Linked DNA regions of Homo sapiens: regions 2, 3, 4 and 5 are each linked to region 1. Evidence: chromatin loops called from intact Hi-C (ENCODE). Cell type or tissue: gastrocnemius medialis. All regions are shown on one strand.

The links. Hi-C counts contacts between places; a loop is a spot of excess contacts. Peaks named below come from ENCODE experiments on the same cell type or tissue, not always from the same donor. Only the 100,000 strongest peaks of a DNase experiment are listed, where the experiment ranks them.
Region 2: it touches region 1 in a loop (8-fold over the local background); 2 of 110 quality-filtered maps call a loop at or near these places.
Region 3: it touches region 1 in a loop (18-fold over the local background); 13 of 110 quality-filtered maps call a loop at or near these places.
Region 4: it touches region 1 in a loop (5-fold over the local background); 2 of 110 quality-filtered maps call a loop at or near these places.
Region 5: it touches region 1 in a loop (19-fold over the local background); 13 of 110 quality-filtered maps call a loop at or near these places.

What each region holds. Positions count from the first base shown.
Region 1 is chr5:7,258,180-7,263,179 of GRCh38, reverse strand. No RefSeq gene overlaps it. Among named protein-coding and RNA genes, the nearest start is that of LINC02123, 87 kb to the left of the region's middle. RefSeq lists enhancers at 10-558, 559-1,107. In gastrocnemius medialis, a CTCF peak has its summit at 2,011 (motif pointing left); no DNase peak of the experiment used is centred here; H3K4me3 peaks cover 362 bases.
Region 2 is chr5:7,461,895-7,466,894 of GRCh38, reverse strand. All of the region lies in intron 2 of ADCY2 (adenylate cyclase 2), which reads right to left. Among named protein-coding and RNA genes, the nearest start is that of ADCY2, 68 kb to the right of the region's middle. In gastrocnemius medialis, a CTCF peak has its summit at 2,430 (motif pointing right); a DNase peak (open chromatin) is centred at 2,544; H3K27ac peaks cover 2,718 bases.
Region 3 is chr5:7,390,237-7,395,236 of GRCh38, reverse strand. It overlaps LINC02142 (long intergenic non-protein coding RNA 2142), which reads right to left. Exons shown (of 4, transcript NR_183263.1): 4 at 3,333-3,946. LOC107986403 (a long non-coding RNA gene) reads left to right here. Exons shown (of 2, transcript XR_001742597.2): 1 at 1-1,161; 2 at 1,263-4,589. Among named protein-coding and RNA genes, the nearest start is that of ADCY2, 3.4 kb to the left of the region's middle. RefSeq lists an enhancer at 1-549. In gastrocnemius medialis, CTCF peaks have their summits at 6 (motif pointing right) and 2,626 (motif pointing right); DNase peaks (open chromatin) are centred at 691 and 2,659; H3K4me3 peaks cover 232 bases; H3K27ac peaks cover 3,797 bases.
Region 4 is chr5:7,516,896-7,521,895 of GRCh38, reverse strand. ADCY2 (adenylate cyclase 2) reads right to left here. Exons shown (of 25, transcript NM_020546.3): 3 at 997-1,158. Among named protein-coding and RNA genes, the nearest start is that of ADCY2, 120 kb to the right of the region's middle. In gastrocnemius medialis, a CTCF peak has its summit at 2,499; DNase peaks (open chromatin) are centred at 2,075 and 2,495; H3K27ac peaks cover 1,149 bases.
Region 5 is chr5:7,813,529-7,818,528 of GRCh38, reverse strand. It overlaps ADCY2 (adenylate cyclase 2), which reads right to left. Exons shown (of 25, transcript NM_020546.3): 23 at 1,549-1,663. Among named protein-coding and RNA genes, the nearest start is that of CFAP90, 35 kb to the left of the region's middle. RefSeq lists enhancers at 1,099-1,826, 1,827-2,555, 2,792-3,329 and a silencer at 3,399-3,693. In gastrocnemius medialis, CTCF peaks have their summits at 1,860 and 2,063 (motif pointing right); a DNase peak (open chromatin) is centred at 2,088; H3K27ac peaks cover 601 bases.

The DNA.
Region 1 (5,000 bases):
GTTGTTGAGTAAAAGTCTATATACATTGTCTTCAGATCAAATTTGTTAATCTTGTTCAAAATTTTAATATTATGTTAATTTTTTCTGCTTATTTGGGTGTGTTAAAAGCATTTTTCTTCTTATTCTATCAGGCATTTTGCTTATCTTTTTAGTTCTGGTAAATTTTGCTTATGTTTTCGAGATATAAGCCTATACAATTCTTATGTATTCTTAATTTTTGAACTTTTATTATTGTGAAATATCTCCCTTTATTTCTAGTAAGGCTTGTTGTTTTAAAGTCCATTGTGTTTCACGAGTGGAGCTACACCATCTTGCTGTATGTGAACCGTATCTTTTTTCATCATTTTTCTGAGTTTCTTTTGTTGTGTTTCTATAAATTGCATTTAATTGGCATGCTTTTTTTCTAATGTGTGTATCATATTTTCAAGTTGTAACTTTCATGCGCGTCCGTGTGAAGAGACCATCAAACAGGTTTTGTGTGAGCAATAAAGCTTTTAATCACCTGGGTGCAGGCAGGCTGAGTCCGAAAAGAGTCAGCGAAGGGAGATAGGGGTGGGGCCATTTTATAGGATGTGAGTAGATAAAGGAAAATTATAGTCAAAGGGGGTTGTTCTCTGGCAGGCAGAGTGGGGGTCACAAGGTGCTCAGTAGGGGAGCTTTTGAGCCAGGATGAGCCAGGAGAAGGAATTTCACAAGACAATGTCATCAGTTAAGGCAGGAACAGGCCATTTTCACTTCTTTTGTGGTGGAATGTCATCAGTTAAGGCAGGAACCGGCCATCTGGATGTGTACGTGCAGGTCACAGGGGATATGATGGCTTAGCTTGGGCTCAGAGGCCTGACAGTAACATGTACCACAACTTCATTCTTTTTTACTGTCAAATATTTCATTTTATTTATCCATTCATCAGTTGATTACTATTATTACTATTTGCATAATATATATTTTCCATGATTTTGCTTTCATCCTATTTGTATACTTGAATTAAAATATGGCTACCCTAGACAGCATTAATAGGATCTTACTTTTTTTATCCAATCTGACATAATCCCTGCCTTTTGATTTGCTTATTTTATCCATTCACATTTAATGTTATTATTAATATTGTTGGATTTATGTCTGCCATTTTACATTTTGTTTTCTATACATCGTCTTTTTTTTTCTCTAGTTTACCCTTACTACCGTCTTTTGAATTAAGTGACTATTTTAAGGCAATAATGTAATTCTTTTGACAATCTTTTCACTATATTTTTTGAGTTAATTTCTTCCTGGTTGTTCTAGGGATGATAATATGCATATTAACTTGTCAAAATTAACTTCAGATTTATACTAAATTAATTGTAAGAAAATACATAAATGCTATTTATATGCCTATTTCTTTTCTTTTTCTGTGTTATTACTATTATGTCTATTATATCTATAGGTGTTACAATTGTGACAGAACACTATTACAGCTCCTGCTGCATAATTTTATGTCTTTTAAAGAAGGTTAGGGAAGAAAAAAAGAGAAAAGCTGTACTTAAAGAGTTGTTAAATAAATGAGTCAAAGACAGCTCTTGTATGTTGGCCCTGTTGTGTTTACTTCATCATGGCAGCCTGAGACGTTTAGTGGAAAATTTCTTTTACACAGGTTTTAATTATAGCCCAAGGAAGCAAAAATGTGGGCATTTAGAGCCTTCCTTTTCTGAATAACCCACAAAACTATGCCCAACACCTACTTGTAATAGGTAAAGTAAGCCTTGGGCAATAAAAACCCCAAACCACTGCTGCCTTGGATTTCTCTGACCCGGAGACCCTCCCTCTCATCATCCTGCTGAGCAATAGCCTCTAGATAAGTGAGCACTCTCCCCGGTTCCCCCACTCCTGCAGGAATCCCTGTGTACCCCTCCCCTCCTGGGCTGTGGCTCCCTGGCATTGTCTTTAGAAGGTCTCAGGCTCTGAGGAATTTTCCTCTCCCAGGCAATCCTCTCAAAGCAGCACTGAAATAAAGCTTGTTGTGCTTTACTGCCACCTCGTGTTCATATATTTTTCCTTGCTAGGCCCCAAATCCCTCAAACTCTCTGCAAGAGTTTTCGTGTTAGACTTCGTATTTACCTTTGTGGCTTTCTCCATTGTTTTCTTTCGATTTCAAGTTACCATTTGGTATCATTTCTTCACCCCAATATAGCTTTGGTCCCAAACACATCCTTGATCAAATATATTTCTATAGGTTATAAGCCCACTAATACAATTACATAAATGTTAGTTTATAGTATTGCTTTTTTATGTTAGTTAAGAGAAGAAAGGAGAAAAAATATGCAATCATGCCACCTTTTATAAGTACATGATGGCCTTTGCTGATGATCTGTGTTTTTATGTTGAGGGGAGGGATTTGAATTGCTAAGGTTACTTACTTTCAGTCTGAAGCTCAAATGCCGTAGAATCTCACTGTCCTTGGTGAGAATTAATAGATTTTCTTGAATAAGTGTTCCTTCATTTGTTACATGCCCTTAGGACAATTCCCAAGGGCATTCCAAAGATATATATATATGTGTATATATATATATGTATATATATATATGTATATATATATGTATATATACACATATATATATACATATATATATATACACATATATATATATACATATATATATATACACACACACACACACACACACACACACATATTATATATAAAACTATACATATCAAAATTTTAACCAGTGGTGGTTGGTTGTTTCTACAGGTCTCTTTACACTGCCATTCCAGAAGTCATTCTCTCATCTTTGTCTAATTTTAAAGTTAGTCTTGTTGTTTTTTTTTACCTGATAAACCCTTTGCACCTAAGTGCGGTGTTCATTGCATTTGTCCTCTGTGAGGTTCATGTATTCCTTTTCTGCTTTTTCCTCCCTGGGCTTTGCATCCACTGTCTCTCCATCTTCAGCCTAGATAATTTATAATTTGTCTTCAAGTTCACTAATTCTCTCCTCAACTAAATCTACTCTTGCTTTAACATTATCTGTTGAGTTCTTTTTAGTCATTCTATTTTTTAACTTTAGAATTTTCATTTTTTTGTATTTCCAAATTAATTCTGTTTTGTTTTTAAAAATTCATTTGTTAACACTGTGATTTTAACATCTGCATGTAGCTAAATTAACTGGATTTCTTTTTTTTTCTATTTTCTCTCTTTGTCCCTTGGTTTTCATTAATTTTGTTTTTTGGATATCTGATTTTCTGCGATTGAGTGTCACATAATTTTTTTTATTAGTTGTATAGACAATTTTAAGCTTTAGATTATCTTATATTTCTCCAAAGCATTTTGCAACTGGCAGGCAACTAGGTGAGTATCATTATCAGTCTCAGAACACTTAACCCCAACTAAATACTGGTATGAAAAAAATGTGAGCTTCAGTCCACACAAGAGCTGACCTTTTCCCATTTAATCCTTGATCCCACACGGCGAACCTCAAGACCCTAAGCCAAAGCTAGTGTGTTTTCTGGGACTTCTTGGTAGTCTTACCCCTCTTGTGTTGTGTCTTTTCATGGGTCTTGGGCCTGAAATTTCTCTGTACTTGGTAGCTCTTCAGTGCCTTCAGACAGATTTTTGTTTTGTTTTGTTCAATTTTCCCTTTTTCTTTTCCAGTGGGAGAATTAGTCCAAAACTCTTTCTGGTGTGCCATTACTAAAAATTAAACTTCATAAGTGTTTTTGGTGATCACCACTTAAATATATCTTAAGTCCACAGGGATAATACTAAAGTATAACTCATTAAGTATTTTTAGTAAGGTATTATTTAATGAATTCTAGGCATAGTATTTTCAGATTAAATAAATATAGGACTAGAGCCTAAAATTCTAAAGATATTGATATCTCACATTTCTCCTAGATAACCACTCCCTAATAGGTTACTTATACTTTTGTTAAAAGTACTTTTAAGAATCTGCAAAGTGCCAATTCAAAATTTACCACTGTAGTATACTTGGAATACAGATAAATTCTTTGTAGATACCTCAAGATTTTATAGCATGAAGAAATTATTTTGTCTGGAAACTTCATGATTATTTGTTCCTAATCAGAGGCATTAACTTTATAAATTACATGAACAGTTCTCATCAGTCTGGTAAGCGTACATTACAAATGCAGATATCTGCTCTGCAGAAATGAACTCTGTTATGTGAGTGCAGATAACAAAGAATCATAACCTGGTAGGACAGCATATCAGCAATGACTTATCCAAAGGACAAAATACAGGAATTAAGTGAGCACCAAGCCAAACACATCAGGAGCAATAATGCGTGTGAATGCCTGGTGACATTGAAGAAGTGACACATTTTTTGATGAGCTGAATGAAGACCTATGTGGAAGGTACCCAGAGGGAAAGTAATAAGATCTGAGGCTGCAGATGTGTGCAGAGAGTAGATCATCCAGTACTTGTAGGCCATGCTGAAATCCTTGGCTGATACCACACAACAGCCGTGAGTGAAATATTTGTGTGATTTAAGCAGAGAGATAACATCCCATTTTCATAGGAAAATAATTCTTCTGGTTTTGGTGGGGAGATTTAAATTGGAAGAGAAGCAATAATCATAGGTTATTAACTGCTCTGAAAGACAAAGTGAGAGTAGTATATTCTGTGATTACAGGATATAAAATCCATGCAGATGGAAAAAAACCATTTTGGATATTGTAGTCATACATAAAATTTAGAAACTTTGAAGGTCTTGGTCAGAATACCTCCGTTTTAGGAAACAAGGCTGTTTTAAGGAATTACGGTGGTATATATTGGAGATTGTCAATATTTACACATTAAGATCAAAGGCCACAGAAATAAAACATTGTTAAACCTGAATCAATGTTACAGTTGAAGGAATTTTAACTTTGGTTTTCTACTTCATTTTCATTTTGAGTGTTGTGCTGGATGGGGGCGTGGTCCCCCAACATCTGCTTGGCAAGAGTCCTTCAAGAAGCAATTTTCTCTCAGCCACAGCTTGATAGGCTGCCTATCTTCCTTTTTAGAA
Region 2 (5,000 bases), 200 kb before region 1:
AACTGTCTGTGCCTCATGGGGTGGGTGTGAGGATTGAGCAAGTGAAAGTCCTCCATGAGAATGCTGTCGGGCACACAAAAGCATGGTGTGCTTGTTACTTGCTATTATTTTTTTTCATTCCTGAAATTACAGTTGGCCCTGATTCAATTTGAAATGATGTGGACTCTATTATTTACATTTTTACCTTGAAAATACAGTCAAGAGAAACTCATTAAATTCACCAGCCTCCTTAAATGATGGGCTCTAGCAGCCAGTCTGTGGCTTCCTAGGGGGACTGTGGTGTTTTCACTTCTCTTCCAAATGCTCATTGCGAGGTAGGATAGCACAGTGATTAGAGACAGAGGCTCTGGAGCTGGCCTGGCAGGGCTTAAAAGCAGGCTCTGCCATGCACTGGCAGTGTAGCCTTGGCAAAGCACTTAACACCTTGTGCCTCGGTTTCACCTGTAAAAAGGGGTGCTGATATCACCTTTCTCACTAGAGCTGCTGAAATGAATAAATAAGTTAATGTGTAAGGGATCTAGGGTGGGTTGGGCACATAGAAAATGCTCTATAGATATTAGTTGCTATGTACAAACAAGTCTGGGACTATATGAATAAAAATAAAAATAATATTCCACAGGCCACCACATGAGGTTATAACAAAAAGAAAACTTGGAGGCATATCTTGAGGATTTTACTAAGAAAAAAATATATAAGATATGGCTGAAGTTAATATTCAAAGCAGTCATAGATAAACATTTGTCTTATATTGCTAATAATTTATCATAGCAGCAGTAATAAAGAATTTCATCTTAAAATGTTTTAATCATTACTGGCACATAATAAAGATTCTTAGTGCTAAAAGGAGGAAAAGCTATTTTAAAGAGGTAGGACTCATATAGTTGGGGTCATCTGGAAGGTAGAAAATAGACTTTTTATTTTCCAAGATTTTCTCCAATGACATATCAATGAAGAATGTCTAGATGTCTAGGATCTTCTTTCCCCAAATTTCATTGACCTTTCAGTAAGCATAGGTTAAAAAACATGCAAATGTAACACCCCCTCTTCAATGAAACTCCCAAGATAGCCAGCCCCATTACATATATTCTAAGCTAAGAGAAAGGAGGATTTCTTCTGAAATAATTTGGAACTGCTATATATTTATAGATCTATCTATACACACACATATGTAAAATTTCATTGAGCTGTAAAACTGTCATCCTAACATTCACATACTTTGCAGCATATAAGTAACACCTCAGTAAAAATAAAAACATGGTAATTAAAAAGGATCTGTGTAGCTTCTTTCTGAAAAACCATAGGTGTCTGCATTCTCAGGGACTTCATCCCAAATACACCTTGTACCTGCTCTGCAGAGCCTCTACCAATAGCTTGCAACACCTGTGCACACGCCGTGAATCAAAGAAGCACAGAATTAGACGGAGGCTTGTGGAGGGCTTTAGGGACAGGAGAAAATGAAACTAACAGCCTGGAGAAAGTGGCTTACTTTGAACAACAAGGAAGGTGGATACTGACTCTGCTTTAATGTGAAGCTTACTGGACTTAGGACGCATCCATATGGGACATGAGAAAAAAGACTCAGGAGGGAGCACTCCCAGGTGTCTGACCCAGGTAACTACAGACCTCCAGCTGACATTATGTGAGATGAAGGAGACCATATGAAAGAAATTCCCTTTAGAAGGAAAGATAATGATATGGTTTGGCTGTGTCGCCACCCAAATCTCATCTTGAATTGTAGCTCCCATAATTCCCACGTGTTGTGGGAAGGACCCAGTGGGAGATAACTGAATCATGGGGGTGGTTCCCCCATACTGTTCTCATAGTAGTGAGTAAGTCTCATGAGATCTAATGGTTTTATAAGGGGAAACCCCTTTCACTTGGCGCTCATTCTCTCTTGCCTGCTGCCATGTAAGACATGCCTTTTGCCTTCCACCATGATGGTGAGGCCTCCATAGCCACATAGAACTGTGGGTCCATTAAAAATTACCCAGTCTCGGGTATGTCTTTATCAGCAATGTGAAAATGGACTAGTAAAGATCATAAATTTAATTTTGTGATATTAGTTAGACATTCCAAGGGATATCAAGATTTTAATCAATTTAATATTGTCAACACAATATCCCATCAACTTCTCACACCTAAAATCTCCTCTTACCACCACCTACTCTTATCATTTAGATTTGGTCATTTTGACTCCTTCACATCCAATGTTCAATCAGCTACTTTTTTGACTGCATATCGAGTATAACAGAGAGCCCTGCACCCCACCCCAGCTCTGGTCCATGCCCTAAGCTGAGGTGAACTGACCTTATTGGTTCCCCTTATCTACTGCTGCATAACAAGCTACCCCCAATCTAGGTGGCTTCAAACTGCAATGGTTATCTCACAATTTTGTGGGTTAGGAATTGGGCAGGACCAAGCTGGGAGAACCCATGTTCCATGTGACATTGCCGTAGGTCAGTAGATGGCACTCTGACCTATGGTTTGGCTGGTCTGGATGGTCCAGGACAGCTTCACTTACATGTTTGGCACCTTATAGAATGGGTGGAAAGAGGTACTCAGCTGGGACTCTGAGTCACAGCTTCTGCACAGGGCCCTTCAGTGTGGCACTCTCAGTGTAGTCAGACAACTTACACAGCAGCGCAGAGCTCCGAGAGAGAGAGTGCTGGAGGACAACAGGAAAGGTGTGTGCCTGATCTGACCCAGCTTCAGCCCTCAAACAGCTTACAATGAAGAGGAAAGGGTAGACAACACACACACAAAATATACAGGATATATTTGGGAAGTAACTAGTACCAACAGAAAAATAAAATGAGAGTACGGTTTGTAGCATGAACTTCCTAAAAAACTATTGATTTATGCCATTTCTCTATTCAAAATCTCCAGTGGCTTCCCTGGACACCAAATAAAATACAAACTTACTTGGGTGTTACATAAGATGCACCAAAACACAGCAGCCAAAATGGAGAACATAGGACCTGTCCCCTAAGTCATCCCCCATTGCTTTCTTTGTAGCTTGGCTGTTGCTGTTACTTCCTCCAGCATTTGTCCTTTCTTCCTGTGATCCTATCCCACCTTTGAAACCACTGTCTCCAAGAAACATTTTTAATCTTTCAATCAAATTCATTCTCTTTCTCGTTTCAACCACCATGAATTTTTCTGGAGGGGAAGAGTAAATAATTTTATACTTTCTCTACTATGTTATTATAGAGACATTTACATGCTTAGCACATTCCTTTTCAGGACGATCTCATTCTTTTTTTTTTTTTTTTTTTTATCTATCACCTTGTGCTCTCAGCATAAGCCCATCCATGTGATGAATGAGAAACAACAGTACAGCTTCAAGTAGAAAAATCTGAGCTTTGGAATTGAACTGATCTGGTTCTACATCTGAGCCCCAACAGCAAAGAATTTGATTACACCACCTCTTTGGGTAACAGTTCCCTCAAGTGCAAAGGAAGGGACTTATAATAATTATTTCACAAGCGCAAAAAAGAAACACATCCCAGGCCTATGGTGAGCACCACTACACCATATGCACCATGGAACGATTGTTCTTTTTGTCCTCTTCATGACTGTGTAATGGACACTGAATAAATCTTCACAGAATTGAGGGGCAGTGTTAGCAGAGACACAATGATAGCATGAAGATTTTAAAAGACGTTAGCAGTCCTTTGATGTGGGGAAACCAAAAAAAATGGCATGTAATAGGCATAGGTACTGTATTTGGTTTCAAAAGCCAATTTTATAGGTATGTTTATTCAAACAATTTTTTTAAGAAAACACTATTGCTACTGACTCCAAGGAAAACATCAGCCAATTCAAAGGGAAAAGTTGGGTTTAAATCTCAAGTTCATGGACAGCCCAAACCTGTTCAGGTATCACAAAGCCCTCCATGCCACTCCCCTTTCTGACACATCTCTGGAATTCATTCCCTCTCCTTTCAGGCTTGCTGCATCAGCTAGGGAGGTCTCATCTGCTCAACCCCTTCATTCCCTGGACACTGCAATATCCTTTCAGAAGGAATCCACCCTGCCAAGGACAAGGGCCACAGACAGCAATCAATTTATTTAATGTCTATTTTCTAATCCAACCCACACACGTGATCAAATAGGAAAACCTGCCTAACACAGAATTGTTATTTACACCACGAATGAGCACCTGACACTGAAAAAGAACTAAAATAAAGCAAAGCATATACTAAAAATACACTGAATATAATGTCACCACCCTAACAATTCAAAAGGTAGTTCCAAATCTTTAGGTATTTTTGGTAATAACTGCCATCAGTTACTATTATTGTCTTAAAAGTTTTCTCTAATAAAATGTCAAATGATTTAATTTTTGCTAGCTATGTTTAACACTCTGTATTTTTTAATAATGAGAGGAAGTATTTCCTGTAAGAGATATGAAGTGTCAACTACATTGCTTATTAAGTTTAGTCAATGTCAAGAAGATAGCAGTATTGGGAATGCCATTTAATCAAGAAATTAAAACTTGGCGACTGACCTAGTTATTATCAATCAGTGGCGGAAAAACACAATTTGGGGACTGACATGTTTATTACTTTCATCTGCCAGTATTTTTTAAACATTTTCATTAATTAGTCTGAGAGATTGATGACTCTCTTCCAAGTGTTATTCAACTGCTACTTGAAAATAATAAGGTTAGACGCACTAAGAGACAGTGTTTGGGTTCGTCTGCTGTTGCTAATTAAAACACATTAGGCCTAATAGAATACTTAGGCCGCATTCTGTAGACAATTCCACTTGCTCTATTTAAAGGAGAAGGAGTGAACAGCAATGATCTGCTATCAAAATGTGCAGACACCATAAACCGACAGACAGGAAAAGCGTTCATCCTCACTTCTCACCAACAGATCAAATCATAGACAAGAAAGCAGCCTTGCCCTCCATGGCATTCCTTCTCAGGGAGATTCTGACAATGTTGCAAACTCTCAGGAATGATAGGACTTTCCCTTTAATGTGTTTTCATTATCA
Region 3 (5,000 bases), 130 kb before region 1:
GCCACGGCCTCGCGGGGGCAGCGTCCGTTGCGCCCTGCACGCTCAGCTTCAGTCACACTTTGGAGGTGCCGTATAAGCCTGTCATATCACAGGTTTACAGAGCTGCCCCGTGGCTGGTCGTGGTCCTCGCCGAGCCCCTCTGCTGAGCGGGGATGGCGGCAAAGGGGCGCCGGGGAGAGCGGCTGGGCGCGGGAGCGGGCGGGTCGGCCCTGGGAGTAGCTCCCTCCCTGTCACCTTGGGGGCCTGGACGCAGGAGGCGCTAGAGACCCGGCAGGAGCGTTGTGGGGGCGGATGTCACCAGGGACAGTGTCCCCTCCCGACACGCGTGGGAGCGGAGGCCGCTGGCCTTCGCCCTGGGGGCCGAAGGGGCTTCATTGCTTATCACCAAAGGAACCCACCCTTCTGGAAGTTTCCTCCTATTCGAGTGTGGTCCGGCCCAAAGAGCCCCCAAATCCCACCTCCTCCCCCAAAGCCTTACCCCAAGGAATCCAAGGCACAAGAGCCCTCCCTTCTCCTGCCACCAGCGAGCATCCCAGAGGGCAGCCCCAGAGGGCTGTTCCATGCACTTTTCATCTCTTCCAGGAGATGACCAGCTCTCAGGACTCAGCCTTGTCACCACCTAAGACCTCAGAACCTTCTCGAATGGCCCCATGCCCCGCCTCCCTGGCTGTCCTGTCCTCCTCGCTGGCAGAGGGCATGTAAGCTAGGTAGCTGCGTTACCCTGAGCACAGGGCCAGGCCGGGCACGGATCCTTCCAGAGGTTTTCATTTTAGCATCCGTCAGTGCCCACAGGGCCTAAGGATGAGGGCTCAGGAGCTGCACAGCTCACCCGCAGATCTCATAGACACCAGAGGCAGGGAGGTGGCCGAGGAGACTGGGCCCAGGGCTGCGTGCAGTACCTCAGGTCCGGCCCCACCAGGCTCCCTGGTCCCTGGACTTCCCTCCTTCTGAGGACCTGGAAACAAGGAGTGGAGGAGGAGGCAATGGGTGGGGGGGTGTCCCCCTGAAGCCTCCTGTAGGTCCCAAGGCTCACCTCCCACCGTGGGTCATCCTGCCCTAGCAGCAGAAAGAAATTCTCTTCCCTGCAGTGTTTATGGACTGCTGCCCCCACCCTGTCCTGCCTGCCCTCCACTCCAACACCCTCCTGTGACTGTAACCCAGGTAATTTCAACCTCAGACCCTCCCACCAAACCTCACTGGGCTGGATGCTTTGGGCTCGGTGCTTTGCTATGAACCTCAGGATGTGATTACTATACTCCCAGATTTTAGGTTTTTGAAGGTTCTGAGAGCAAGCTTCCATGACAGACAACACTGATGAATCCGCGGTATAAATATCCAGAACCCAATCCCTTCCAAGGAAACACGGTTGAGTGGGAAGCTGGACACGGTTTCTATTGTGTTGGTTCTGTCTTCCTCCGGCTGTGTGCTTGGTCTTTCTGGGGCGGGCAGAGTTGCACATTTCCAGTCCTTTCCTGTGCTAGCAACAGACTAATTATTCATCTTCTCTTCAATCTTTGCTGCTTCTTTACCCCTTGTATTGATACATGTTTGTCTTCACCCACTCAAGAAGGGAGAAAAAATAAATAATCCGTCATTTAGGTTTATGCGAAAAGAGCTGAAAAACTTATGAGGAAAAGGAAATGCTTAATTACTGTCTCCTTCTTCCTAGTGGGGAAGTGGAATCTTTTAAATATCCAGTATGTATACCATATATATGTTCTCTGTATGGTAAAGGCAGTCTTAAGACTTTTAAGAAATTTTGTTACAATGTAATGACATGGAGATTATTTTGCCCTTGATCTTTTTGAATTTTTTTTAATTCACTCATCCTTCCATTAGTTTATTAAACTAACATTATGTGCCTACCATGTGCTGGATGAAGGGGGCAGGGTGAAGGCGTGGGAAAGACAGGGATCCTGGGACCCTTGTAATAGTTTCCAATTTACTTTGAAAAGTAAGGCTACAAGAAGTGAAACAGGAACAAAAATCAACATTCCTACTCCTCCTTTCCTCCTGAACACTACAATTTAAATTTCATCATCATAGACACAGGACTTAGAAGGAAAATAATATAAAAATGAAGAATATGTCAGTGCTTCTCTGAGGCTTTGTTTGATCTTTGTTTTGTTTTGATGCTTATTTTTATGCGGGCTTCTGTCATTGCTTTATGTTTAATACCAAAAAAAGTGAAACAGTACAATCATTACAGTTTCTGTATTCATGTTTTAGAATCGATTGCACTAAGTATGCCTTTTAAAAAGTTCTCCACAAGTTTGTATTTCAAAAAGGAAAAAAAGAAAAAAAGAAACAAAATAATAACTTACAAGCCATATGAAGTAAAATGAAAAACGTCCTTTAGTACAAAGCCAGGAGCGTGAAATATGGACTCTTGAAACTAAAGGGACCCCAAAGGAGACCTCTGGTTCATTTCTGTGTCTCTGGGTAGCAGGGCTGCCACTCCAAGGGTAAGGCCTGGAGAGCAAGAGGTTCTCCCATATATTTACTCTGTAGCAATTTATTTGTTGCAAAAAGAAACCTGCTGGGGAATCTCTAACTGGGCCTGTGGGAGAAAAAATAAAAAGCAAACATCAGGAAGCAGAATTCCTCTTTCCTGTAACGCTAGAGGGCAGCCCTCTATCCTCATAACCCAGCAAGCAAGGCTGACTTTTTGGATCTGTGACTTGTGCAGCTGGTTTAAGGTTCTGCTGTCACCACCCTGAAATTCTTCAAAATTTTTGATCAAAAGGTTCTGCATGTCCGTTTTGCCCGCGGCCTTGCAAATTAGAAAGCCCATGCTGGTAACAGGTCACACTAAACAGCACTCCATTCTGGGCCTGCAGGCAGAGCCTACGGCAGGCCAGCCAAAGGAGAAGGCCTCCTCTGCCTGCGAACTCAAGCCCATCCCCTCCTAATGTGGTCACCTCTCAGGGATTACATACACACTAAGACACACCTAATCGATTATAAATCTAAGCAATCACGCTGCAGGATAGGTTTATGCATCAGTGGGTTTTGGTTTAAAAATAACCCATCTTCTAGCTCCTATTTCAAATCCAGTTAGATTAGCTCAGTCAATGACGCCGTCGTGTTCCTCTCAACATCCACAGGGCTCTGATTGATTAAATCAAGGCAGCCCAGCAAACTGCGCCAAGGTCAGAAGCGAACGTGTGCCAGCCAACCTGGGGCAGATTGTAGAGCTGAGCACAGAGTCTTTCCCTGTGTATTCATTTTTCTCTCTGGCAAATACATTACTAAAATTTATATAATAAAGTATGAACAGTATGTCAACAGATTCATTATCGCCATGAAATATGCTTTGTGTACCCAGATAACATTTACATTTTTATTGAACCAGAGTCTGGGAATACAGAATCCACCCAACCCAAGCCAGTTTATGGCTCTTAGAAGTCAAATTAACTCTTTCAGTTCATTTAAGTACTCCTTTGCAGTTCAGTTTCCAAAGCATCAACAAAACGTTGCTGACTGTAAGATTAATATGTTCATTTTCTTGTCCATCCAGTGCTGAATGGTCCCTACGTGCCTTTAAAAGACGCTTCTTAATTGGCTTATTTGATAAATTAAATTTTCAGGGACAATACCAGAATCAATATTTCAAAAAATCATCTGTAAAACCTGATTTGGAGTGACTTACTGAGATTTTTGGCCCTTAACATGTGAGAAGATGGTACTGGTATTTCAGAACAGACCTTTCACAAATGCCCACTGCCATGGAGAAGTTTAATCCTGGTACTCTTTTAAAATCCATTGACATGCTGCAACTCCTTCCATGAGCGCTGGGAGGAGTGACAATAGGTTAATGACTAATCAGTTCCAGCACGTCTACAGCCTTGTGAGAGATATCGATTTCTCGGCTCTTGCTCGGAGAACGTGATCTAAAAAGCAATGACTCCTGCCGCCATGGAGACGTGTGCTCAGGATCAGTTGCCTAGAGAGGTGCAGGAAGAGGGGCTTATTTAGCAAGCTTACGTAAATGGAAAGTTCACATACCTTGGCTTTTATTTTTATACCCTTGTTAGTGTCTCTTAAAATAGTCATTAAGGAGTAACTTAATTATGCTCTAAAATTTAAAAAAAAAATGTTTATTGAGGGACAAGACATGGCCTCTATGGAACCATGCCGAGATATAGTTCATGCATGTTTTTGTCCAATTTCACCTTTCTCATTCAATTCAACCAACATATGATTTTAAGCCACTTCACATGTTTTGATTCATAATTTTTTTAATTTGAAAATAAATCAAATTCACTTCTAGTCTTATTCCACACTATAGTGTAGTAATTGTGAATATTCTCAGAATTGCTTCCTTAATGTACTGGATTTTGTTCCATCTCTGATATCAACTATACATCGTTGGAGAAGTCACATAAGATCTCCAAGCTTCAGCTGATTTATTTTTAAAGTAAGAAAATAAAGAATGGACCAATTTTTCTAAGACTCTTTCAAACATGTTTGTACCACCGCTGGGTAAAGGAATGGATTTTAATCAATATTTTTAGACTGAAAGGAAAAAAATTGTTTGCATCCAATTAAAAATATATAAATATAATAAAATTGAACTGCACCAAGAAGGTTGTTGAATTTTGTCTAATTATTTAATAATAAGTACTATTTCCTTTGGTATAAAGCAAGAAAAAAGTGTATTAGTGGTGTATCATAACAATTAGTAAACACCCACAAATCCTACTTTTGTATTAACGTGGCCTGTGTTCCCTCACTAAGAGGTAAGTTCTGTCAAGGCAAAAGATTTTGTTTCTTTTGTTCCTTATAGTCCTATTACCTGAAATTTGCAAAACACATAATAAGTGCTTAATAAGTATGTGCTAGATGAATGAATGAATAAATCAAGAAAGACACAGACAACTTCATTCTTTTAAAAACTGAGTTCAATTGATGAGTAATGGCAATGGATTAAGCAAAACTTCATTTGACAAAAATATTTCCAGGTCCTGAAGAGGTTGTCTTTATATGTTTGCTATTAT
Region 4 (5,000 bases), 260 kb before region 1:
GCTTAATGAATGCAGGTTTTCCTGGCTACTCTTAATGAATGTGATGTGATAAGCAGTAGGAGATGAGCATTGAAAAAAGTGATCCGCAGAAAGCTTTCCAACTGAGAGAGACTACTATAGACTCAAGAGTGAGCCTTCACTTCCACCTCAAGTTTCCAAATGAAATAGCACATCACGTGAAAGAAAAACTGGTTTCTCAGACCCAGCAGGGCTTAGGTGACCTATGCCTAAAGTTCCTTTAGAATGGCACAGTGTTGTCACAACTGCAATTTTCTCAGCCCCACTGCATTTTATGTCATGGCTGCATTTGCTGCAGTTGATCTCCACAGAGCAAATTAAATGCACTTTTAATAGGTAAAACAGAGAATGTTAGGAATAACTCCAAATCATCCTCATGTTTATAGGTGTACATAATTAGAAATCAAACAGCGTTTAAAATGCTTGTAACTAATTAAATAGAATGGCTTCTTTGAAATGCTATTTATTAGTAAGGAAAAATTTGTTGTTGTACCATTTTAAAGAATTACTTTTTTTTTAATGCTCATAGACCTGATAGAAAATTTTAAAATAAAGAAAATTTTTATCTTTGTAAAGAGGGTTTTGAATATCAAGGTAGAGCAAAGGTGGGAACAAACTATGAAATTAATCGTATAAGTTACTTCACTATAAAAATGAGTATTGAATTATAACATATAAGAACACCTTTTGACCATCAAAATCATACCACCATTCAGCAATCACAAAATAGAATTGTCACATCCAACTTTCCTGCTACCATTACTTTTACAGTTGCTAATTGCTAAGTGACTGTTGATCCCACCAATGGCAGTGGAGTGGGGCTGGCTCCTCAGTGTTATAGGGGGTCAGTCTCAAGGGGCAGAAAGGGAACAGCTGCAGGTACCACACTACACACACCCTGAATGGGCCAGCAGCACCTGCCTCACCCCCTGGTGGGATGTGGAAAGTCATTCTCCATGGATGTGGAGGTGCACCCACCTGCCAGACCAGGTGCTCCTTGCCTCCCGGTGTTGCAGACAGGCAGACGCTAAGCACGATGGTGTGGGAGGAGGAGGTGAGGACGCTGGCAATGATGGCGTCTCGCATGTTGAAGGGCAGCATGGTGTACACCACGAAGATGATGAAGAGGAAGAACGATACCTACGGGCAGAGAAGAAGAACAATAAGAGTCACCAAATATTCTGGTTTCTAAGAGCCTCCTGTTTCCATGCCACTAAAGGCTGCATAGAACAGCATGAGACATGCTCATTTTAGAAATAATCTATAGACAAAATAGGGCAGTCGATGCAAATAAGTCCACTGGATTACAATAACAGACTAATCGTTGTGATGGAGAAAAGTTTGTTTTCAAAATTTTGGGACTTCACTTTGGTATCCAAACCACTCCATGAGTATGGATGCAAAGCTGGTCCTAAACTATCAGGGTTCTGTATCTTTGCTTTAGAACATGCACTGAGGATTCTTGAAGTGATCTACCAAACTGCAAAGGGAGACCCACAGAGGAGGGACAGGCATCATCGGGGACGGGGGTGGACAGGGTGGAGACCCATGGAGGAGGGGCAGGTGTCATCAAGGGGAGTTAGTGAAAGCAGATGCCGAGAGCACGGGTATGTAACAAACAAAATAAAACAGCCTGTGGATGGCTCAGCTGCCAGGGAACTCAGAGTGGCAATTCCTCGAAGTTAAACATACACAGCAGTTCTACTCCTGTGTATATTTCCAATAGAATTGAAAACACGTACTGAAACAGATAAATGTACACCCATTTCATAACATCATTTTCCTAGCAAACAACCCCAAGGTGGAAACACAAATGTTTATCACAGGATGAATAAACAATATGTGGTATATCCACACAATAGAATATTGTTCAGCCTTAACATGGAGTAAGATGCGAATGCATGCTACCATACAGGGGAACCTCAAAAACATGCTAAGTGAATAAAATCTGGGCAAAAGACCTCATAGTGTATGATTCCTTTTACATCAAATATCCAGAATAAGTAAACCCATAGGGATGGAAAGCAGATTGGGGGTTGCCAGGAGCTGGGGGAAGGGGACTGGCTGGGGAACGGAGAGTAGCTGCTGACTAGGTGCACGGTTTCCTTCGGGGATGATGAAAACTTCTCTGAAACCAGATGAGGTGTTGGTTGCACAACATTGGAAATGCCAACTTAAATTGGGTAATTTATGTTGTGTGAATTTCAGCTCAATCAAAACAATCAACACGAAACCTCTCAAAGAAATGTTTGGCATGAAAAAGAAAATGGTTTAGTAGGTAATAAAAAACGATCATTTTCATTACAAAAGGAGCAGAGATAGAAGAACATCAAAAAGGATGAAAGGTGAACAATCCAGTTGGAAGGGACTGAGGTCAGGGAAATAGGGAATGGGACATGTGGCCAGCTTCCCATGCGGCTCTTGACTCCAAGCAGAAGGGAAGCTAAGGAAAGCATGCCCCACTTTCAGTGTGACCTGTGTCACCTGAAGGGGACGCTCAAGCGCTGCACAGCTGGAAGGACGTGGTGCAATCACGCCAGCGCTTCTGGTACCAAGTATGGATGTGAGCTCCTGAGAAGAATGTGGGCAATAAGCTAGGCTCCTGACGGATTTAAAGAGGGAAGCCTGGGAGAAAACCAGGCTTCTTCTCTCCTGGGAATCTGCACCACGTATTACAACCTGAAAAGAACCATCTGTCACCACTTCACTATTCCAGGGTGGTGTCTGATCAGCTGTATTTATGTAATTGTCATACACAAAAGAGCACAGGAAAGATTCAGGAGACATAGCCTAAAAATAAACGTGGGTCCTGAAGAGGCACTCTTCGATTTGGCACTCCAGGCTTTTTGGAATAGGCTTGCTGAATGAATGCTTATTAAGGCACTCCGACCTGAAGAAGCATTCATTCTGCAAGCCTGTGTGAAGCTCCTGTAAATGCAGCCAGGTTCTGGAGGTGGAGGGTGCAGGACAGAGCCCCAGCTCTCAGGGGCCTCAGGGCCCAGCAGAAGAGATGGTCATACATGCAGCTGTCATCTCACAGTCTGCGTCCTGAGAGAAGGGCACCTGCCCTCACCGGGAGGAGACAACAGGGTGGACTCTGAGCACCTTCTCTAATTCTTCTGAGTCCAGCCGTCTCGGGACAACAGCCAGGAGAAACCCACTGTGAGTGGGAAAAATGACCCGGAATCCTCATCAGGAAGCCTAGATTGGGCATGGACCATCTGCTTCATGCCCCCGTCTCCTCCCATTCAATCTATATTTAAAAGGGCCCTCAGGCCAAAAACTGTGGGGGAACACATTGCCATAGCAATATTTTTTTCTGGTAAATATTTTTTCTTTCACCTCTTTAAAAATAAAGACTCTGAAGGTTTTTTCAGTAAAGCATTATTATTTAGCATCATATGCATTCCACTTGTTCCATTCCATATTTGGGATGTGAAACCAAGGCAAAAAGTATTGTCTTAGACCGTTTATGTATAAAAATGCAAAGTTTGGCTGGGAAGACATATCAGGCATGCCTTTGGAGGGACCTGTAGTAAGCGATGCTCTATCTACACAGGCAGGCTGGGGCACCTCCCTCACTTCATCTTCCCAAGGAAGGAACATGCATGAGTTCTAGCCCCAAAATCATCTTCCAAAGCCACTAAGAGCTACCACCAGCACACACTGGTGGTGTGCTGTGCAGATCCTTTCCCAGGTCTCCAACGAATCTGACTGAGAACCACTGAGCTATCAGAAAGGTTTCTTTAGGAATGGGAAAATCAATTGTTGTGTATTTATAGCTTATTGAGCAAATGAAATTTATTTTGGAATCTCTGTGTTGCCCTCCCAATTTACAGAAAGTATGTTCGATTAAGATACTGTTTTTTCTACACATAACATTTATGTAAAATCTTATATCCCACAACAGGTATTAAATGAATAATTTCAGGTACCAGAGTTGACAATTACAAAAGAGAACCTCTCTTTTATGATTACATATTTGCTTCTATGCAAAAACCTTTAGCATTTCTTTAAAATTATCATAACTTTTGAGTAGCTTAATTTTGGATAACTTTAAAATTCTAATACCGTCTCCATTAAAATATACTTCGGCAAATATTTTGAGCCTTGAAATGGAAGTCTGTGGAAGGCTTATCCACAATAACCAAATGGAAAATAGATCTTCAGTTTTCTGAATACAGAAGTCCCTGTTAAGTATTCATTATGAGATGGCAAAATTAATTTTCAAGGGTCAATTGCGCAAATTGCATTAAATCAAATCAGAGGTTTCCGTGGTAGCATTTCAGGAGTTTGGCTAGTGGTGCTTGGGGAGTGTTCGGCAGGCAGGACAGGGAGGAAGAAACTCAACTGCAGCTTCGAGTCCCATAGGGAGAATGTTCTTCACTCCTTATTAATCTCAAAGAGTTCTCATTTTTTTTAAGCCTGCTTTCCAATGCAACTTCAAATAGGGCCATATGTAAAACTAAAATGGATTTGGCACATGTAAAGAATGTGTGGGTAAAAAGCTCCAGATAGTCGAATGCTATCTCTTGGGTTTCCATGTTACCATGGGGACATTCCCCATGGATGACATTCCCCTTAGATGTACCTCTGTCCAGAGGCTAAAGAGTGCAGAGCCAGGGATCTCATTCCTGTGATCCTCTGCAGAAACCCCAAGTTTGCACAATAGCTGAGGCAACAGCACTCATTCCAATAAAAGTTTCAAGTGTGTCTCTTAACTCCAGCTCCGCACTTGCCTTTTGCAAGACATGCCTATCTTCCTACGTATCTTCTACTTGCATCTCAAGCTCCACAAGTTTCAAATCAACCAAGAGCTTCTTTATGTTCTTAAACCTGTTTGTCTTGCAGGATAACTCAAGTCTGCCCATAATGCCTCTGTCTCCAAAAACCCAGATGCAAATCCTTGAAAGTCACCTTTGAAAATTCTCTCCTCACAGCCACACTCAAAAACAGGGTCTTCTCATTTTAGGATTCCAGAC
Region 5 (5,000 bases), 560 kb before region 1:
AAACATTAGCCAGGTGTGGTGGCACATGCCTATAATCCCAGCTAGTTGGGAGGCCGAGGCAGGAGAATCACGTGAACCCAGGAGGTGGAGGTTGCAGTGAACTGAGATCGTGCCACTGCACTCCAGCCTGGGTGACAGAGCAAGACTCTGTCTCACAAAAGAAAAAAAAAAAAAAGAAAAAGAAAAAGAAAAATATGATTAAACACTGACAACTAATAGTACAAGTGGAGAAACACATCTCATTTGTGAAAGAGATGTAACATATTTTGGATTTAAATGACATTCAGGACATACCCATAGCAAAGGAAGAAAATGGCTTTAAATATTCAGATTTCTTTTTAAAGTTGAAATTTGTATGTAAGAGAGCGTTAAAAACCATTCAGATAGAATTTGCTGCCTGAACTGCTCTTATATAAACTGACTCTCAGAAGAAGCAAAATGTGTTGCCAAGAAAACCATAAAATGGTCAAAGAAGCTCTTAGAACTCTGAATGGTTGCAAGTAACTGCACACATCGCAACCAAGCTGTGTGTTGACTTGATGGCTTAAAACACACATTTAAAAAAACAACAATTTGTAAAAGGCAAGTCATGAAACATGCTAAAAAAAATCAACTTAAAGTCTGTTAAAAATTTAGAAATCAGGAAGCCTTTGTTTTCAACCAAGTAAACGTTACTTTTTTTTTTTTTTTTTTTTTTTTTTTTTTGGTGACAGCGTCTCTTTCTGTCACCCAGGCTGGATTGCAGTGGCACTATTATGGCTTGCTGCAGCCTCAACCTCTTGGGTTCAATCAATCCTTCCGCCTCAGCCTCCAAAGTAGCTAGGACTACAGGCGTGCGCCGCCAAGCTCAGCTAATTTATTTTTTGTAGAGATGGGGTCTCATCATGTTGCCCAGGCTGGTCTCAAACTCCTGGAATCAAGTGATCTTCCCACCTCAGCCTCCGAAAGTGCTGGGGTTACAGGCATGAGCCACTGCACCAGGCCTAAAGGTTATTTTTTAACAATATTATAAAGAAAGCTGGATTTTTTTTTCTCTAGGATTTGAACACAATCGGAAAAGCTGTCGCTGTTTCAGAACCTATGACACATTTGGTGTTCTTACAGCTTGTGGCCCCAGGAAGATGGAACTGTATTGCAACAATTCTAAGATCCACTTTTTTAAAGAAAATATTTTTACATCTCTGAAATATGGGTGTATCTTATAGTTAGTGGCAGGTCCCAGTTTAATTGGCAACAGCCCATAAAATAATGTAGCAGCTCTTAGTGGATGTCTCACAGTGAATCAGCAACGCAGGATGGCTCAAGGCTGTGCGTGCCGTGTTTGTAGACGCGACCTTGACTGAGTGCAGGTAGCCTAGGTCCAATCAAAGGGTTTTTTTTTTTCTAATTTGTTCAAAAGTGTCCTTCCTTCTGTCATCCAGTCTTGCAACGGGATGCATTTGTAATTGTTCTACTCCAACACTGAAAGGATCATCAATATCTCCTGACTTACTCCTTATTCCACATCTTTGCCACAACTGAAACCGAGACCTCTTTTGCAGAACGTACCCACTCGCAATTTGAAGTCGTTGAAGGAGTGCTTGTTGATGGCATCCAGCTTCCCTACCAGGGCAAAAGCAAACTCCACCATGGTGCCAATGTGCATGTACTGCCGCTCGGGCTCCTGAGAACAAACACACACAGGCAGATGGAAGTTAGAGCATCACAGCTGGAAACTGTTCCCCTTTGTCCCAAACCTGAGCTTTAGGCAGAAAGGAATGCAGGCAAATTCTAATGCTACAAGGCACTGCAAACATTCTATAAGAATCAAATCCCATCTCAAGGAAGCACTGTGTGGCCAAGGGGAGACGTTAGGTGCTAGAAGACACTGACTTCCGTGTCTCAGGCCCCCTCAGGCCAAACGCATCATGCGGGCTAAGGCTGACCACGGGGAACCTGTATCGTATTAGTCCAGAAATCACCAAGGGAAGCTGGCTTTGAGGAGGGGCTGGCGCCTTCTTCCCTCCTTTCCCCTCCACAGCCGGCCTTTGCCTTTCTCTGCGGGGCTCTGGCTCTGGTGGCCTGACCGCTAGGGGGTGCCCGCTCCTTGTCCTTGGGCTGCCAGTGGCGATTGCCCAGTGGGAGGTGCAGTGGAAAAAGAGAGCAGGGAGGAGGCTTGGGGCCTCGTTCCTCCTCTTCCCTGCTCACCGCAGGCTTTCCACAGGGGTCAGTCTTCTTCACGGAGGACAAGGGCTACTGCCCCGGGTGGCAGCTACTGTCTCTGCACTGCAGCTCTCTCTAGTTCTGGGAACATCCCCCTCCTTTTGCCCTCTTAGGCCTTGAAATGGAGGATTTTAGGCTAAATTGTGTCCCTCCAAGTTCATATGTTAAAGTCCTAACCCCAGTCTCTCAGGATATGACCATATTTGGAGATAGGGTCTTTAAAGGGGTGATTAAGATAAAATGAGCTTATAAGGGTGGGCCCTAATCCAATATGACTGGTGTCCTTTTAAGAAGAGGCAGTTAGGACCCAGTCACCCACAAAGGGAAGGCCGTGTGAAGACACAAGGAGAGGAAGGAAAGAGGCCCGACAGGGGGAGAAGAGAGGCCTCAGGAGAGACCAACCTTGCTGACGACTTGATCTTTGGTTTCCAGTCTCCAGAACAGCGAGGCAATTAACTTCTGTGGTTTAAGTCCCCCGTTTGCAGTACTTTGTTATGGCAGCCTTAGCAAACTAATATGGAGGGTAACAATTTCCTCATTTACTCGTCCTTGAGGGCTGTGTCATCCCACGAGGAGGAGGGAATTACAGAGCTGAAGGAGAGAAGTCCTGAAGATTTCCCAGTGGGAAGAAGTGAACATTTCTATGCAGATTTCCTATTAATTTCTGTTTATCATTCCTGTTACCTGTTTATATTTAACATGAATTTGTAGCACTTACTATATTTATATTTGGAATTTCACCTTTTTAAAAGTTTCTATTTTTTGTTACATTATTAGTATATGCGTAGAATTCATTTAATTCCTTTAAATGTCCTGAAGGTTTCTGCTCCCCCAATACTTAACGATTCTGTGCACCAAAGTGGGGTGGAGCACGGTTTCTGTTCCAGCCTGCCTGCTGGGCTGCTGGGCCTTCGGGGTTTCAATGACATGCGGTCCCAGGCCTGCCGGGCATGGCTGCTTGGCCGAATGGATGTCCGTGTTAGCACGGAAGCCAGTGCCTTGTGTCTTTTCAAGTCGGCATCCCTCACTGGTTTGTGAGCTCCACCAGGGTAGAGACTTTGCTCTATTAATCTGTGTCTCCACAGCAGAATAAAGTCCCTGACAAAGAAGAAGAACTCAATAAATGCCTATTGAATAACTATACTTAGGTTGGCAGTGGGATCACCAAGAGGAAATGGCTGGGAGGAATGCAGACACGGACTGGTTAGGCTTTGGCGGAAGGTCAAAGCTGACCGCTGTGCATTCGAGAAGCACGCACCCAGGAAGGATCGTGAATGTGCCCACTACAGCAGGTGAGGGCTCCAAGGGAAGAAAGGAGAGTGGGATACCAGAGGGTTGAGCTGGCAATATGCCCTGGGCTAGGACATGGGTCGGGGGGAGGGGAACCAGCAAGGCACGCTGGAAAACAGCTGAGAGACCAGGAGAAATGGAACCTGGGGCTGCTGCGGGCCTTAGGCAGTGACTTCTGAGATGAGCGTTGGAGCCCAAAGGGAGCTAAATCAGAGATGAAGAAAGGTCCGGGGACAAAGAGGAGCCACCTGCTGACCTTGGGTCACTTTCCTTTACGGAAAGTGAAGAGAAAGCCCAACTCTCAGTGACTCAGAAGGGACGGGTGAGAAGATAGATGGAGACTGTAGACATAAGCACCTATTCAAGGTGACAGCAAGGTAGAGAAAAGCTGCTACTAAGGTGGTAGCTAAAGGGGAGAGGAAAATGAAGAAGGGGTTATTCATCTGCTCCACACAGTGTTTAATAAGGAGTGTGCATGGGGATTGCAGTAACGCAGGGTTTCTCAGCCTTGGCACCATGGACACTTGAACTGGGTTGAACTGGGTTATTCTCTGCTTTGCGGGCTGTCCTGCACATCACAGCGTGTTTAACACCATCCCTGGCCTCTGCCTACTGGACGGCAGGGGCATCCTTCACCTCTCATTGTGACAACCAGAAATGTCTCCATTGACAATAACAATGCTCCGGGGGGCGGGGGGAGGAGTAAAATTGCTCCCAGTTGAGAATCACTGCACTAAACAGTATAAATATGAATGGAGAAGAAGAATTAAATCTCTGTTCAAGAGGGAAAGACATCTTCCTATCCTCAGGTGAATTATATCATTCCAGAAAAAGTCAAAGGAAACAGAACTATTGCAGTAAATTCTCAACTTACAGTTATGAGAGAAAAACCATGTAACTACAAAATTGGAGCTACAAAGTTGACCGTCAGCTAACTTTGGTGGAATTTCAGAATGTCATTTCTTAACAACAGTTAGTCTTTTCTATCATAGCTCACTAGTATTTTTTTTTTTTGTCTCACGACTTATGGGGAAAACCTGATTTGGAGGCTTGTGCAGTCAGTTGGAAAACATCTTGCTCCTTAATAGGAGGCACAAGCTGTTAAATCAACAAGCAAAATCTTGTGTAGTAAAAATTACAACTGCCCAAGTAAGGAGGACATATTTGCCATGGAGAAATGATTTTGCTTTTTACCAAACCAAGGTGCAGCAAACAAGCTCCGCTCCTTGAGAAATTATTGCCCAATCTGTTTTCACACAGTTGGTTTAAACTGGAGGTTTTAAGTGACGTCAGTAATAAAAGAAGAGATTGAGTTCTGGGAATGAAGTTTAATTCAACATCAGTAAGTCATTTGGGCTTAGCAAATCCTAGAAAAAATTATGTTCAGTCTCTAGAAGAACTCAATTCATTTCAACAAGTCTTCATAAGTTTGGTCTCGATAAATACCTGATGGCAGTATGAAGCAGTTATTTCTCCTATTATCTGAATAATTCATGTTACATATCCCC